Regions from separate parts of the Homo sapiens genome. Here region 2 is linked to region 1. Evidence: read pairs that join two places in POLR2A ChIA-PET (ENCODE). Cell type or tissue: A673. All regions are shown on one strand.

Region 1 (8,000 bases):
TCCCGGGCCGTTTTTAGGGCGCCGTGGCTGCAGCGGGGCGGCTGGCTCTGGGCTGCTTCACCCCAAGCTGTGATGGGCCAGGGTGGCTCTGCACCCCGCCCCCCTGAGCCCAGGCCAGGCAGGCAGGACCCCCGCTGCGGCTGAGAAATGGGAGGAGCCGAGGAGACAGAGCCACTGCTGGCCACACTCTCCACCTCCACCGGGTCAGGGTCCTTCCACCGTGACTGCAGGACAGGACCCCCACGGCTTCTCCACTTAACAGCAGCAGGATCCTTGCCTTCTCGCTCGCTCTGTCACCCCCAGTCTGTTTCTCTGTCTCTGCCTCTCTCTGTCTCTGTCTGTATCTCTGTCTGTCTCTCCAACTCAGTCTCTATCTTTCTCTCTCCTTGTCTCTCTGTATCTCTGTCCCTCTCCCTGTCTCTTGTCTCTCTGTCTCTCTCCCTGTCTGTCTCTCCTTGTCTCTGCCTGTCTCTGTCTCTATATCTCTGTCTCTCCATCTGTCTCTCTCCCTGTCCCTGTCTCTCTCTGTCTCCCTCCCTGTCTCTGTCTCTCTGTCTCTATCTCTGTCTCTCTCCCTGACTCTCTCTCTCTGTGCCTCTCTGTCTCTGTCTCTCCTTGCCTCTGCCTCTCTGTCTCTATATCTCTGTCTCCCCATCTGTCTCTGTCTCTCTGTCTCTATCTCTGTCCCTCTCCCTGTCTCTGTCTCTCTCCCTGTCTCTGTCTCTCTGTCTCTCTCTCTCTGTCCCTCTCCCTGTCTCTCTGTCTCTGTCTCTCCTTGTCTCTGCCTGTCTCTGACTCTATGTCTCTGTCTCTGCATCTGTCTCTCTCTATCTCCCTGTCCCTGTCTCTCTCTCTGTCTCTCTGTCTCCCTCCCTCTCTCTGGAGGTTGCCTGGCCTCCGCCGCTGGTCTCCCCTGCACTTGCACCATGGTGGGGGGCCTGGCTTGCTCCTGTCGTATGGCAGTTGGCGCTGGCTCTGGCAGGAGCCTCCATGGGGCCTGGGCTCCTCCCAGCACTCGGCTGGTGCCATGCAGGTGCCTGCATTTCTGTCACTCTTTTTTTTTAGACGGAGCCTTGCTCTGTCACCCAGGCTGGAGTGCAGTGGTGTGATCTCGGCTCACTGCAACCTCCGCCTCCCGGGTTCAAGCCATTTTCCTGCCTCGGCCTCCTGAGTACCTAGGATTACAGGCACAGGCCACCACGCCTGGCTAATTTTTGTATTTTTAGTAGAGAAGCTTTCACCATGTTGGCCAGGCTGGTCTTGAACTTCTGACCTCAAGTGATCCACCCACCTCGGCCTCCCAAAGTGCTGGGATTACAGGTGTGAGCCACCACGCCCGGCCTTCTGTCACTCTTTATTTGCTCAACGAACACCTATTAAGCCACAGGCACTGTTCCAGGTGCTGGGGCCACAGCCTTGAACCAAACAGGCCAAATCCTTAATCTTGTGAAATCTTCTGTAAATCTTCCTGTATTCCAGTGGGGAAAAAAGGCAGCCAAGCAGATGGGGCTGTACCTGTGAGAGTGTGTCACCCGTGGGTGGAGTGTGCAGTGATCAGATGTTGGTAGGAAAATGAGGCAGGGGGGCGGTGTTTGTCGAGGAGGGAAGCCGAGCCTGCAGGAGCTGAAGGAGGCTGCACACAGGCCCTGCAGCCAGTGGTGTTGGGTGCTCTGGAGATCGCTGGGTGCTCTGGGAGGTGCTGGGTGCTCTGGGGAGGTGCTGTGTGCTGGGTGCTCTGGGGAGGTGCTAGGTACTCTGGGGAGGTACTGGGTGCTCTGGGGAGGTGCTGTGTGCTGGGTGCTCTGGGGCAGTGGTGGGTGCTCTGTGGTGGTGGTGGGTGCTGTGAGGAGGTGCTGGGTGCTCTGGAGAGGTACTGAGTTCTCTGGGGAAGTGGTGGGTGCTCTGGGTTGGTGCTGGGTGCTTTGGGGAGGTGCTGGGTACTCTGGGGCGGTTCTGGGTGCTCTGGGAAGATGCTGGGTACTCTGAGGCAGTGCTCTGGGGAGGTGATGGGTACTCTGGGGTGGTGCTGGATGCTCTGGGGAGGTGCTGGGTGCTCTGGGGATGATGCTGGGTGCTGTGGGGAGGTTCTGAGTGCTCTGGGGAGGTGCTGGGTACTCTGAGGTGCTCCTGGGTGCTCTGGGTCATGCTGGGTGTTCTGCCTGATGCTGGGTACTCTAGGAAGGTGCTGGGTACTCTAGGAAGGTACTGGGTACTCTGGAACAGTGCTCTGGGGAGGTGCTGGGTACTGTGCGGTGGTGCTAGGTGCTCTGGGGCGGTGCTGGGTGCTGTGGGGAGGTGCTGGGTGCTCTAGGGAGGTGCTGGGTACTCTAGGAAGGTGCTGGGTGCTCTGGGGAGGCCCTGGGTGCTGGGTGCTCGGAGGAAGCCCTGGGTGCTGAATGCTCTGGGGAGGCCCTGGGTGCTTCAGGGATGTGCTGGGTGCTCTGGAGAGTCTGAGGAGACGCTGGGGTGTCAGGGATTTCTGTGTTTACTGTGCGGGCTCAGGGGAGCCACGGGAGGGTTTTGGGCAGAGTGGGGCCTGATGAGACGGAGGTTCTGCAGGTCCATCTGACTGCCGTTCTGAGAATGGGTGGACGTGGGGCCAGTGAGGGTGCAGGGCTGGGATTTGCCAGGGAGAGACAGTGGCTTGGACGAGGGCTGTGAGGGAGACACATCTTGGTTGTATTTGGAGATTTGTGAGGACTATGGCAGAGCGATGAGACCTCCCTTGAGCATGGGAGGGCTGCGTTTGCCGTTTTTGCCTGCGGGAGGGCGGTTTGATGGTGATGGCCTGGTGATTCCCACGTGGGAGTCAGAGGTGTGCTGATGGGATTTTCCACGACAAGTGTGAGACGGCTGGTCCTGCAGGGCTTTCTTAGACTTCACATGATGCTCCCGGTGCAGAGGGCGGATCTGTGTCCCCCGCTGCACACTGGCAGGCTCGAGACTTCTGTGGGTCCTTGAGGGCTTCCAGGGGAGGCGGACATAGCCTCCACCCAGTCCTCTGAAACGGGGAGAGAGTGTATGTTATTTTTGTTTTGTTTTGTTTCAGATGGAGTCTTGCTCTGTCACCTAGGCTGGGGTGCAGTGGCACAATCTCGGCTCACGGCAACCTCCGCCTCCCGGGTTCAAGCGATTGTCCTGCCTCAGCCTCCCGAGTAGCTGGGATTACAGCTGCGCACCACCAAGCCTGGCTAATTTTTGTATTTTCAGTAGAGACAGGGTTTCCCCATGTTGGTCAGGCTATTCTCAAACTCCTGACCTCGTGATCCGCCCGCATCGGCCTCCCAAAGTGCTGGGATTGCAGGTGTGAGCCACCGCACCCGACTGAGAGTCTATGTTTTTTAAAAGATGTGGTTGAAGTCTTTTCAGACATGCCCAGGCTTTGAGAATTTCTTTGGCCATCTAAAGGCTGTAAGAGCTTTGTTCTGGGTGTTCACAACCAGTTGTATAACAGAAGACTCCCTGTGTGTAAAGTAACGAATCATTGATATGTGACTTGTCCTGCATTCTGTTAAATACTAAAGAATAGGCTGGGCACAGTGGCTCACGCCTGTAATCTCAGCACTTTGGGAGGCTGAGACAGGTGGATCACTTGAGGTCAGGAGTTCGAGACCAGCCTGGCCAACATGGTGAAACCCTGTTTCTACTAAAAATACAAAAATTAGCCTGGCGTGGTGGCACATGCCTATAATTCCAGCTACTCGGGAGGCTGAGGCAGGAGAATTGCGTGAACCTGGGAGACGGAGGTTGCAGTGAGCTGAGATCGTACCACTGCACTCCAGCCTGGGCCACAGAGTGAGATTCCATCTCAAAAATAAATAAATAAATAAAATAAAAAATAAATTAGCCAGGCATGCTGGTGAGCGCCTATAATCCCAGCTACTCAGGAGGCTGAGGCAGGAGAATCGCTTGAAACTGGGAGGCGGAGGTTGCAGTGAGCCGAGATCACGCCACTGCACTCCAGCCTGGGCAACAAGAGCGAAACTCCATCTCAAAAAAAAACAAAACAAACGCAAGCTAGCTGGATGTGGTGGGCACCTGTAATCCCAGCTACTCAGGAAGCTAAGGCGGGGGAATCGCTTGAGCCCAGGAGGTGGAGGTTGCAGTGAGCTGAGATTGTGCTACTGCACTCCAGCCTGAGTGTCAGCGAGAGACTCTGACTCAAACAAAAGAATAAAACACAGGCCGGGCGCAGTGGCTCACGCCTGTAGTCCCAGCACTTTGGGAGGCCGAGGTGGGTGGATCACGAGGTCAGGAGATGGAGACCATCCTGGCTAACACGGTGAAACCCTGTCTCTACTAAAAGTACAAAAACAAAATTATCTGGGCGTGGTGGCAGGCCTCTGTAGCCCCAGCTACATGGGAGGCTGAGGCGAGAGAATGGCGTGAACCCAGGAGGCGGAGCTTGCAGTGAGCCGAGATCACGCCACTGCACTCCAGCCTGGGCGACACAGCGAGACTCCAAAAAAAAAGGAAAAGAAAAAAATCACTCATTTAAAAAGAAAGAAAAGAAAGAGAGAGAGAAAGAAAAGAAAGAGAAGAAAAGAAAGAGAAAACAAAAGAAAAGAAGGAAAGAAAGGAAAGAAAGATCAAAACTAATCCAATCGGTCTCAGCCAAGCTAGGTCCTGGGGCCACAGGAGGATCCCTGCAGCCTGTTGCATGAATCAATCAACCTTCCCTGGAACACAGCCAGGCCCATTTGTTTAAATAATAATGCACTAAACAAGGCAGCGGAGCGGTGGGCTGGCCTCTGGGAGAGGTGACACAGCAGCTTTTAGTTGTCACAACACTCGTTTCCCAAGCACAAAGAGAAACCAAAGGACGCGCAGAGGAAAGGTGGTCTCCCGGCTGGGGAGGACCTGGGATGTGAGGGAAGAGGGAGGGAGGGAGCAGGGATGCATGAGCCCGGCTCTGGGGCTCCTGCACCCCTCAAGGCAGGCTGAGGCCGGCCTCGCCCTGGTTGCATCACCCAGGACGCCCTGGGGATCTCCAGGCCACCGTGGCAGCCGGGCCCCTGATGCAATCCACGGCTGTCTGGCAGCATGACCTGCCCCGGTCAGCCTGGACTCTGCCCTGCCTGGGGGCCCAGCCCTGACCACAGCCTCCAGCGATCCCTCCCTTCCCAGGGTCTGTTTACAGGCGCTTGGAGCATCAGGCGCATTTCTATCATGAACTCACAGGGTGGTGCCCAGCGAGTGTCTCTGATCTGTAAACTGGGTGTGGTGGCATCTACCCTGTCTGTGGGGTTGCAGGAGGAAGCCACACGCATGTGGGGAGCCATGCCAGGCACACAGTGGATGCAACAGGGGAGTTGCTCGTTCTGACCGTGTTCACCATGTCTCTGATGCGCATCTTCTCACGTGAAATCAGCATGTGTCTTAAAATGGACAGAGTAGAAGTTCAACTAGCAACATTGTGTGCTTCCTACTGGCACATACGTGAATGGTGGAGGCTCACGCCTCTCAACCCAGCACTTTGGGAGGCCCAGGCTGGAGGATCACTTGAGCCCAGGAGTTCAAGACCAGCCTGGGCAACATGGTGAGACCCTGTCCCTAAAAAAATTTAAATTAGCCAGGAGTGGTGGTGTGCACCTGTAGTCCCAGCTACTCAGGAGGCTGAGGCGGGAGGATCACTTGAGCATGGAGATTGAGGCTGCAGTGAGCTGTGATCCAGCCTGGACAACAGAGCAAGACCCTGCCTCTAAAAAACCAAGTTAATGGTGGGTGTGTTGTGGACGGCACCCAGGTTGGAAGGAAAGCAGTTAAGTATTGCTACGAAGCTCAGCTGCACAGCATGTCACAGAACCCATCCAGGCTGGGGCTGGAGAGTGCTTTGTGAACCAGAATTGGCAATGATGCTTGGGTGGGCTGGGCCCTGCACTTCCATCTCCCACCGGGTTAGGTGCCCCAGAACAGGTCTGGGGTGCGCCAGGGGCTCTGAATCCCCTCATCCAAGGCTGCCAGGGGACCGGGCTTTCCTGCCATCTCAGGGACTCTGAGGAGCCATCGGACAGTCGGAGGGAGAAGAGAGCAAGTGAGGAAGTCACCTCTGGTATAACTGACATGAGACTTAGATAGTTGGGGTCAAGGTGGATGTAGGGGCACTTTAGCTGGGTGGTCAGTGAGGGCTTCCTGGAGGAGGTGGCATTTGAGCTAGGACTTGCATGATGGGGTGAGCACTTGGGCAGAGGGAACAGCTAGTGCAAGGCCTCAGGTTGGGGAAACAAAAAGAGGCCAAAGTTCAGGGTCCACAGCTCCAGTAGACAGAGCAAAGATTCAAACTCAGGCCACAGGTCCCCAGGGTCAGGGCACACCCCCTGCACCTCACCAAGTTATCGACAGGAGGATGGTGGGGAGGGGAGGCCAGCGTGACAGTGGGCAGGGGGCACTCTGGAGGCAGGGGCTGGGCTCGCTCTGCTGCCCAGGCTGGAGTGCAGTGGCAGCCTCATGGCTCACTGCAGCCCCGACCTCCTGGGCTCAAGCACTCCTCCTGCCTTGGCCTCCTGAGTAGCTGGGACTGTACAGGCCTGTGCCACTGCACCTGGCTAATTTTTTATTTTTATTTTGCTAGAGATGGGGTCTCCCTCTGTTGCCCAGGCTGGTCTTAAACCCCTGGGCTCAAGTGTTCTTCCTGCCTCAACCTCCCAAAGTGCTGGGATGACAGGCGTGAGCCACCGCAACCAGCTAAGACTATATTTTTTAGAACAGTTTTGGTTTCACTGCAAAATTGAGCAGAAGGTAGAGGGAGTTCCGTGTGTCTCCCGCACACACAGCCCCCCGCCATCAGCTGGCCACCCACGGTAGCCCTGCTCTGACAGTCGTTATCACCCGGAGTCCGCAGTTCACGTTGGGACTCACTCTTGGCGCTGTGCATGCTGTGGGTTTGGGCAAATGGAAGAGGACACAGATCACCGTGGTGCCATCACATGGGGCAGTTTCACTGTCCCCATATCTCCCATTCACCCCTCTATTCATCCCACCCGCTGGCAACCACTGCTCTTTTCCTGCCTCCAGGGTTTGGCCTTTCCCAGCTTGTCCGACAGTTGGAATCATCGTCTGTGGCCTTTGCAGGCGGCTTCTTTCACTTAGTAACGTGCATTGTCATTTCTTCTGTGTCTTCAGAGTTTGGAAGCTCTTTTCCTCTTGGTATTGAATAGAGTCCCACTGTCTGGATGCACCCCGCTGACCCACCCACTCACCGACTGCAGGGCGTCCCGGTTGCTGCCAGGTTTGGGGGATGATGACTAGGGCTGCCACACACCCGGCTGTCTTTGCTGACTCAGCAGTCGTGCCTGGGGAGGGAGGGGTGAAGGGTCGGGGGAGGGGTGAAGGGGGTAGGGAAGGGTGAAAGGGGAGGGAGGGTGAAGTGGGGAGGGAGGGGTGAAGGGGCTGGGCCTCCCCAGCTGACCCCAGACCTCTAGGCTGGAGCAGGGGAGTTTTTACCCACGAGCCTGCGGGGGCGGCTTTGTTGCTCAAAAGCATAAATGCACAGAACCGCCTTTGCCTGGGGCTGGAGGGATTTCGCAAGCTCTCCTCCTCTCTGAAGGCACTTGGGTGTGAGACCCCAGGCCTGGAGGCTGTCTGGGGGCCTGGGAGGTGAAGGGGTTCCAAAGGCCCCACCCTCACCCCTGTGTTCCTATAGGTCCAGAGGTTGCCTGGGCGAGGGACTCAGGAGTGAGGTCGGGCTGCACCTGGCTCCTAGGGGTCACGAGAGTGGCTGGGGTCTGAGGAGGGGACACTTGGGCCGAGAGCATAGAGGGGAACACAGGACCGCGCAGGCCCCTGCTGCTCTGTGGCCAAGCAACCCCCTGCCAGGGCTGGCATCTTAGGTGGGTCGATTCAGCGCCTGCACCAAAGCTTCTAACCTGTCAGCAAGATCAAGACGGCCCACTCAGAGCATCTGAGATGAGTGCTTTGTGCATTTGGAAAACAGAGCATTTCCACAGCAGCCGGCCAGGACAGATGTCTGTTTTATTTCACAGGGTCATAACGATGCCATG
Region 2 (8,000 bases), 200 kb after region 1:
GAAAGGCACTCCAGGTGGATCACAGGCCTGCATGTAAAAGCAAAAACTACACTGTAAGCCAAAACAGTAGCATTTCTAGGAGAAAATCTGTGCTACTTTGGTTTAGGCAGAGATTTCTTAGGATACCAGAAGCCTGTGAATCCTGAAGAAAAGTTAATACGTTAGGCGTCATCAAAATTAAGGACTTCTGCTCCTTGAGAAATAGTAAGAAAACGAAAAGCATAGACTGGGAGAAAATATAAAGATTCTTCAACTCAGTAGTAAGAAAACAAGCAACTGTATAAAATGGGCAGAAGATGCAGCAGTCACTTCACCAAGAAGCTAGAAGAATAACAGATAAATACCTGAAAAGGTGTGCAACGCCATGAGTCATCAGGGGAATGCAGATTTTTACAACCACAGTGATACACCACCATGTGCCTGGGAGAGTGGCTTCAGAAACAGAAGGCTGGCAGTCATGGAAGCAGCGAGGACCCTCTCACAAGGTTGTGGGAATGCAGAGTCCACAGTCGCTTCCTAAAACAGTTTCTTATAAAACCAAGCCTACTCTTACCATGCAGCTTCGCAGTTCTGCTGCTAGGTACTTCCCCAAGAGAAGTGAAAACGCCAGAACAAGAACCCTCAACACCAATGTTTATAGTGGCTTTATTCAGGATTGCTCAAAAAGAAAACAGCCTAAATGCCCTTCAGCTGGTGAATGGGCTGATAAACCATGGTACATTCATACAGCCCAGTCCTACCAAGCAATACAAAAGAATGAATGCCCGAGACATACATCTCCATGGAGGACTCTCAGATGCATTTTGCAGCTAAGTGAACAGTTTCAGAAAGCTTCATATGCTGTATGACTCCGTTTCAATAACAGAAAACAGATGAATGATTGCCAGATGCGGGAGGGGCTCCACTACGGAGAGGAATTCGAGAACGTTGGGAGTGGTGGGGTCATGGCAGTAGCTACGTGATGATAATGTGTCCGTCAGAATTCGTAGAACCATATATTGTACTCTGTAAATTACCCTTCAATAAATCCCTCTAAAACACTCTTAAGCAGTAGAATATATATACACACAGTTTTTCTAGTATGTGACTTTAAGATTATTTCACTTTTCTTTCTGCTTTGCAGTAAACAACTTCAGGCTCTGTCACTGCAGTAGATAGCAGAAGCTGTTAGGCCTGAGGCGTTTGGAACATCCCGTATGACCAATACCACTGTTTCTATGAGGGTACCAAGCCAGAATCACTGCATTTAGCGTTTTATTTTGAAAAAGACCTGTTCTTTGTGGTATTTTAAAATGTAAAGCATTTCATTCACGACATATTTTTGAGTGGCTCTTAATGGACAAGACATTCTTCCTGGCACTGTGGGCCCAAGACACAGTGTGCTTTCATGGGGGCCTTGTAGTGCTGTGGCTGGAACATGAGAGAGGTGCAGATAGCAGTGGTGGACATGTGTGATTGTACTCGGGGGACTCAGAGAAGGCTTTCAGGAGAAAGTGATGTTGGGCTTCAGGAGGACAGGAAGTACGTCATCCACAGAACTGGCCCTTCTGAATGCAGGGCCAGTCTTGTGAGCGGAGGGTCTGAGGGGAAGGGAATGGCGTGCATGGAGAATGGCATGTTGTTCTGTTTGAATGGAACACAAAAGATATTAACAGAGAAACAGTGGTTCCCTGCCTTTAAAAAGTTTTTATTGAGTGGCTTCTGTGTGCTTGGCACTTTGTAATATTGAGGCTAGATTGTACTGGGCTTTGGATATTGGGCTAAAGATTGGATTTTTTTTTTTTTTTTTTTGAGACAGAGTCTCTCCCTGTCACCCAGGCTAAAGTGCAGTGGTGCGATCTCGGCTCACTGCAACCTCCGCCTCCTGGGTTCAGGTTATTCTGCCTCAGCCTCCTGAGTAGCTGGGATTACAGGTGCCCGCCACCGTACCTGGCTAATTTTTGTATTTTTGGTAGAGACGGGGTTTCACCATCTTGGCCTGGCTGGTCTTGAACTCCTGATCTCGTGATCCACCCACCTCAGCCTCCCAAAGTGCTGGGGTTACAGGCGTGAGCCACCGCGCCCAGCCTAGACTATGGATTTTATTCACCAGGCAGTGGGGAGCCCTTAACGGTCTTAGAGCAGAGAGAAGTTCTAGGAAAATTAACGTGCTCCTACGTATGTAGAATTGATTAGAGTAGAAGAGGCTAAGGAGAAAAACGATTTCTTCCTTTTTTTTTTTTTTTGCGACAGCATCTTGCTGTTGCTCTGGCTGGAGTGCAGGGGTACAATCACAGCTCACTGCAGCCTCACACTCACAGGCTGAAGCAATCCTCCCACCTCAGCTTCCTGAATAGTTGGGATGCGAAAACTGTTTAAGGAGTCCAGAAAAGGATGACTTCTGTTTCTGGTAACAAGATGAGTTAAGTTATTTTTATACCACCTCTTAATGAAAAGAACTGAAGTTATTGGATAAAAATTTTTAAAGCTTCAAGGAATTGACAAGAATAATTAATTATCAGGCCCAAATCTAAGGGAGGGAAGAAACTCAGAGAAAGAAATAGGATTCACTGAAGTCATGTTTGCCTTGAAAATAAATTTCAGCTTGTGGAATGAGGGAACTTGAATTCAAGTCCAAGGCTGGGCCAAGGTGGAGAATCTAAAAAGGAAACTATTGATACACCGAGGTAGGGCCCCAGGTGGCTAAACCTTTAGAGCAGGAGTGAACCAGAAGCAGAATCCATCTGCCCTTGGCCTTCAGGGGTCAAAAGAAGAGTAGCCCTTGGATTGAGTAGTGGAGCATGGTGGGGACGGCCCCCGAGAGGTTGAAACCACAGGGTAGTTTGCAGCTCAAGTCGATATTACCTTAAAAGTGTCTCCCGCACTCCCTCACATCAAGTGAAGTCTACCTGCTTCAGTGGGCATGTTCCTGGGCAGCTGACCTGGAGCAAATGCAGATTCTCTCTGGAGGATTGTGCTTTCTTGACTTCTGAGAATCTCCACAAATAGTTTTCTAGTATAATACAGTACAATACAATAGAATACAAAATAACTAAACAGAGAAGAGAAGGCATTATGAGTGAGAATCAGCGGAATGACAGACACTGGATAGGCCTGTAAAGATGTGCGATATTGGGATTATCAGGTTTAGATTTTAAAGGTTAGGCTTTCAGGCTGGGCGTGGTGTCTCAACGCCTGTAATCCCAGCATCTTGGGAGGCCAAGGCGGGCGGATCACGAGGTCAGGAGATAAGAGACCATTCTGGCTAACACGGTGAAACCCCGTGTCTACAGAAAATACAAAAAAAAAAAAATCAGCCAGGTGTGGTGGCACGCGTGTGTAGTCCCAGCTACTCGGGAGGCTGAGGCAGGAGAATTGCTTGAACCCGGGAGGCGGAGGTTGCAGTGAGCCAAGATCACACCATTGCTCTCCAGCCTGGGTGACAGAGCGAGACTCCGTTAAAAAAAAAAAAAAGTTATGCTTTCTATTTTAAGGAAATAGAAGATTGAGAGTATCTGAATATCTGTAAGCAGGAAACTATGTTTAGAAAGTATATAGAGAACTTTTAGAAAAGTCTGATTACCAAAACTGGGGGAAACAACCCAAACTTAAGAATGGGCTTAATATCACACAATTGAGGAGAAAATGAGGGAAGTGGAGGCAAAAATCAGAAGACATCCTACACACAACATGGGATGACAAGATGACACATGGAGGACATGGTGACAGGGCCTGATAGGTAGTCACTGACTATCAGACAGAAAATTGAGCAGAGTCAATATTTGAAGACAGAATAGTTTTTGAGAACTTACTAATGACACTGATGCGTATATGTAGAAAGTCTAATCCCAGTCAAGGATGAGAAAAAGGAACCACGTCTGCATAATGCTAGTGACCAAGAGGTCTTTCAAGCAGCCATAGGAAAAGACAGATTGCCTTCAGAGGTGGAGCGGCTCACTTGTCAGCAGCAGCAGTGAGGCCGGGAGCCAGCGGGGGTCGTTGTCGTGCCAGGGAAAGAAAGTTGCTGCCAGCCTAGGGCTCTGCATCTCTTGGAGATATCTTAAAGAACAAGGGAGGCCGGGTGTGGTGGCCCACACCTATAATCCCAGCACTTTGGGAGGCCGAGGCGGGCAGATCTGAGGTTGGGAGTTCCAGACCAGCCTGACCAACATGGAGAAACCCCATCTCTACCAAAATTACAAAATTAGCTGGGCGTGGTGGCACATGCCTGTAATGCCAGCTATTCAGGAGGCTGAGGCAGGAGAATTGCTTGAACCTGGGAGGCAGAGGTTGCGGTGAGCCAAGATTGCGCCATTGCAGTGCAGCCTGGGCAACGAGAGCAAGACTCCGTCTCAAAAAAAAAAAAAAACAAAAAACAAAACAAAACAAAAAAAAACAAGGGCAAAATAAAGACATTTTCAACTTTGGACCTTCACTGAATGATATGCTTTAAGCAGAAGAAAGGTGTTCCCAGCTGGAAGTGGTAACAAGGTAGACTCATGGATGAACGCAGGAGCTCACTGGGGTTAGAAAGAGGAAATAAATACACAGGACAATAACATGCAAGCTGGGGAAGGGGCAGAGGGGCTGAAATGTGCACAGATCTCGTTACTGTTTAGGAAAAGCATGGAGTATTTAGACTTTGGCAAGCATCCGTGGTAATTCCAGACCAGCCACCAGAAGAATGAGAGCAGAGCGAGTTGCTCCCAACTGTGGCAGGGACATTGGTGAGGAAAGAGTCATCTGAGAGGAGGCAAGGAAGGAGATGAAAAGAAACATACAGCAGCTGGGTGGAATGGAAAACATGGAGTAACACGCTAGATTTCCATCCAAATGCGTAAGCAATGAGACATAAAAGGATCAAGAGAAACTAAAAATACACTGCACTTCGGAACCAAGGGAGCTGGCAGAGGTCAGCTGGAGGGACACTGCAGAGGTGGCATGATTGCGTTTGCCTTCCAGTTTATGGTGGGACAAGGAAGGACGGTGAGGCAAGGTGGGATAGGGTGAGGGGACCACTCTGGCTGCCACTTCTGCCTGCGGGCCAGAGTGGACTGCAGGGCACAGTGAGGATGCTCTGAATTTTAGGCAAGATGAAGGTAAGATGCCACAAGACCCCACGCACATGGTGAGACACTCAGGGCTGTAGTTTCAGCACAGATGGGGACAGTGGTAGAGAGCCAGGACTGTGGGCTGTGTGTTTGTGGGTAGCATGGGTGCCTCAAGGACAGTCGTTACGTTCCTGGGGACCAAGAGGTCTTTGTGCGGAGAGGGAGGGACAGGACGGCCTTTCCAGCATGTGCACGGGCGTGCCGCCATCTGAAGCGTGTTTCTGTGGGTGATGTGATCTGCTGGGAGAAACCATTGCTCAGGGCACTTGCTTGTGAATTTACACATGAAATCAGCAGTTTTCAAAAGACTGAACTCTAGCGTGTGTTTCACTTGTTTCGCCTCTGAAGTTGGGTGCTCTTGTCTTCCCTGCTCTGAGTGTGAACAGCCCTGAGTGCTGTGTGAAATATTTGATGAGGTCCTCTGTTTGCCTTTTCTAGACGCCGGGAGGCTCTGCTCCCGCCCAGGTGGTGCACACCCAGCCCCCGCCACGGGCAGTCGGCTCCCCAGCCACGGCGACCCCTGACCTGGTGTCCATGGCAACGACTCAGGGTGTTCGAGCGGTCACTTCTGTGACAGCCTCGGCCGTGGTCACTACCAACCTGACCCCAGTGCAGACCCCGGCACGGTCTTTGGTGCCCCAAGTGTCCCAAGGTAAAGCCAGGCTGGGAGCTTTCTCTGCCACACGTCTGCTCTGGCGCGTGTGAGGGCTCAGCTGCTGCTTGCTGTCTGAGAATGAGGATCTGAAGGTGGGCGAGTATCCCTGTCCAGACCTAATGAGCAAACCTCTTCATAGCCACAGGAGTTCAGCTCCCTGGAAAAACCATCACACCTGCACATTTCCAGCTTCTCAGGCAGCAGCAGCAGCAGCAGCAACAACAGCAGCAGCAGCAGCAGCAGCAGCAGCAGCAGCAGCAGCAGCAACAGCAGCAGCAGCAACAGACGACGACGACCTCTCAGGTGCAAGTTCCACAGATCCAGGGCCAGGCCCAGTCCCCAGCACAGATCAAAGCTGTGGGCAAGCTGACGCCGGTGAGCATTTCCCAGAGGACCATGAACGTGTGCGTCTTGCGGTCAGTCAGCCCAGCGTCTGTGAGACGGTGCCTGCTTGCATGGTGCAGTCCAGAGTGTATTTTGCAAACGTCTAGCACTGCCTTTATGTAGGACGCGTGCTTCGTTTTATTGGTCTAAAATTTCCCATGTCATAACACTTTGATCATGCCTTAGAGAAGTCTTACAGCTTATTCAGAGCACTTTGGAGACATTAACACCCAGCGTGCAAATGCGTCTTCTTGCTTAGGCGTCTTGTGCCTTGTGTTCAGCATCAGTCTCTAGGCCCGCTTGGTGTGGTTCTGGACCAGAGAAAGTGCTGGTGAGAAGATATTCCTCAGCAGTGTTGGGAGAGCAGGCGATGGACCCTGGGTTTGTTTCGATGTGGTTCACGTGCGGTACTGTTTCTCAAAGGTGGTCATTGGAGTACTGATGTACCTGATTTTTGCTAACCTCTGTACCAGCTTTGCTGTTCTTTATGTAAATATATTCATTTTCAAAGGAAATGTTGGGCCGGACACAGTGGCTCACGCCTATAATCCCAGCACTTTGGGAGGCCAAGGCGGGCAGAGCATTTAAGGTCAGGAGTTCGAGACCAGCCTGGTCAACATGGCAAATCCCCGTCTCTACTAGAAATACAAAAATTAGCCGGACGTGGTGGCGGGTGCCTGTAATCCCAGCTGAGGCCCAAGAATCGCTTGAACCTGGAAGGCAGAGGTTGCAGTGAGCCGAGATTGTGCCACTGCACTCCAGCCTGGGCAACAGAACAAGACTGTGTCTCAAAGGAAAAAAAAAGGAAATGTTATGTCCTACCATAAATGAAAAATCATTAATACTTGTCATAGAAAGTAACCAGAGACACATACGGAATAAAGACAAGACAATATTTTGAAGTTTCAGCTCACTGTTGGGCCTGCCGGAGTGCTTGAGTCTGGGCCTCTCCGTGGTCTGGAAGGGAGGAAGTGGGCTGCAGGAGACGCACACTCAGCTGAGGGCCCCTCCTGGGGCTGTCGGGAGGGCTGTCGGTGGAATTTAGACATTGAGCTTATCCTGTTCCTGTCACACCAGCCATCCCTCGAGGGCTGCATGGCCATATGTGGCTGTGGCTACCACCCTGGGCAGCCCCCGCCTAGCCCACTTGTATCCTGCGGGACGTGCCACTGGACAGTGCTGAATTAGAATGCTGTGCTCAAGAGTCCCAGGCCCAGCAGAGGCAACTGTCAGGGAGTCAGAGCCGGGCTTTGACCCCCCCGGCCCACAGCCACACAGGTACCTTGTCACCTGCCCCGGTTCAACCACTGATGACCCCCCCCCGGCCCACAGCCACACAGGTGCCTTGTCACCTGCCCCGGTTCAACCACTGATGACCCCCCGGCCTACAGCCACACAGGTGCCTTGTCACCTGCCCCGGTTCAACCACTGAGACACCAGTGCCGTCAACATCAAGGCTGCCACCCAGCCTTGGCTGCCAGGAGCTCTGTGTGCCAGCTGTTTGCCTGTCTCCTTCGTTCCTCACTCTGCCCTCTCCCAAATCCATTTCAAAACCAGTTCACTTCCAGCATTTCAAAAGAGACTTGATAGTCATGATCAACTCAGTATAGGTTTTCTTAAAAAATTTTTTCTTAAAATGTTTTTTGAACTTCAAATAAGTTTGGTTGGTGCTACAGATTTAAATCGACTTGTTTGTGAGGATAATAGAATTCTTTTTGCTATGAACTTATCAGTCAGAATCCGTGTTTGTAGTTTTCACCGACGAATGCACATTTTTAATAAATGAACACCTGGAAGATACTGGGCAGCCCATGGAAGGCGGTCTGGATGCTGCACGGTAGCAGGTGTCTGCTTTGGTATTTAATGGGCAG

What was found. Peaks named below come from ENCODE experiments on the same cell type or tissue, not always from the same donor. Only the 100,000 strongest peaks of a DNase experiment are listed, where the experiment ranks them.
Region 2: POLR2A ChIA-PET joins it to region 1 with 9 read pairs; 2 of 35 experiments call an interaction of 5 or more read pairs at or near these places.

The regions. Positions count from the first base shown.
Region 1 is chr12:131,855,929-131,863,928 of GRCh38, forward strand. It overlaps LOC124903058 (a long non-coding RNA gene), which reads left to right and starts at 5,263. Exons shown (of 2, transcript XR_007063537.1): 1 at 5,263-7,228. RefSeq lists enhancers at 6-557, 4,576-4,870, 6,764-7,427. In A673, no CTCF peak of the experiment used is centred here; DNase peaks (open chromatin) are centred at 4,693 and 7,203; H3K27ac peaks cover 1,210 bases.
Region 2 is chr12:132,056,582-132,064,581 of GRCh38, forward strand. It overlaps EP400 (E1A binding protein p400), which reads left to right. Exons shown (of 53, transcript NM_015409.5): 46 at 5,529-5,742; 47 at 5,885-6,120. Among named protein-coding and RNA genes, the nearest start is that of SNORA49, 29 kb to the left of the region's middle. In A673, no CTCF peak of the experiment used is centred here; no DNase peak of the experiment used is centred here.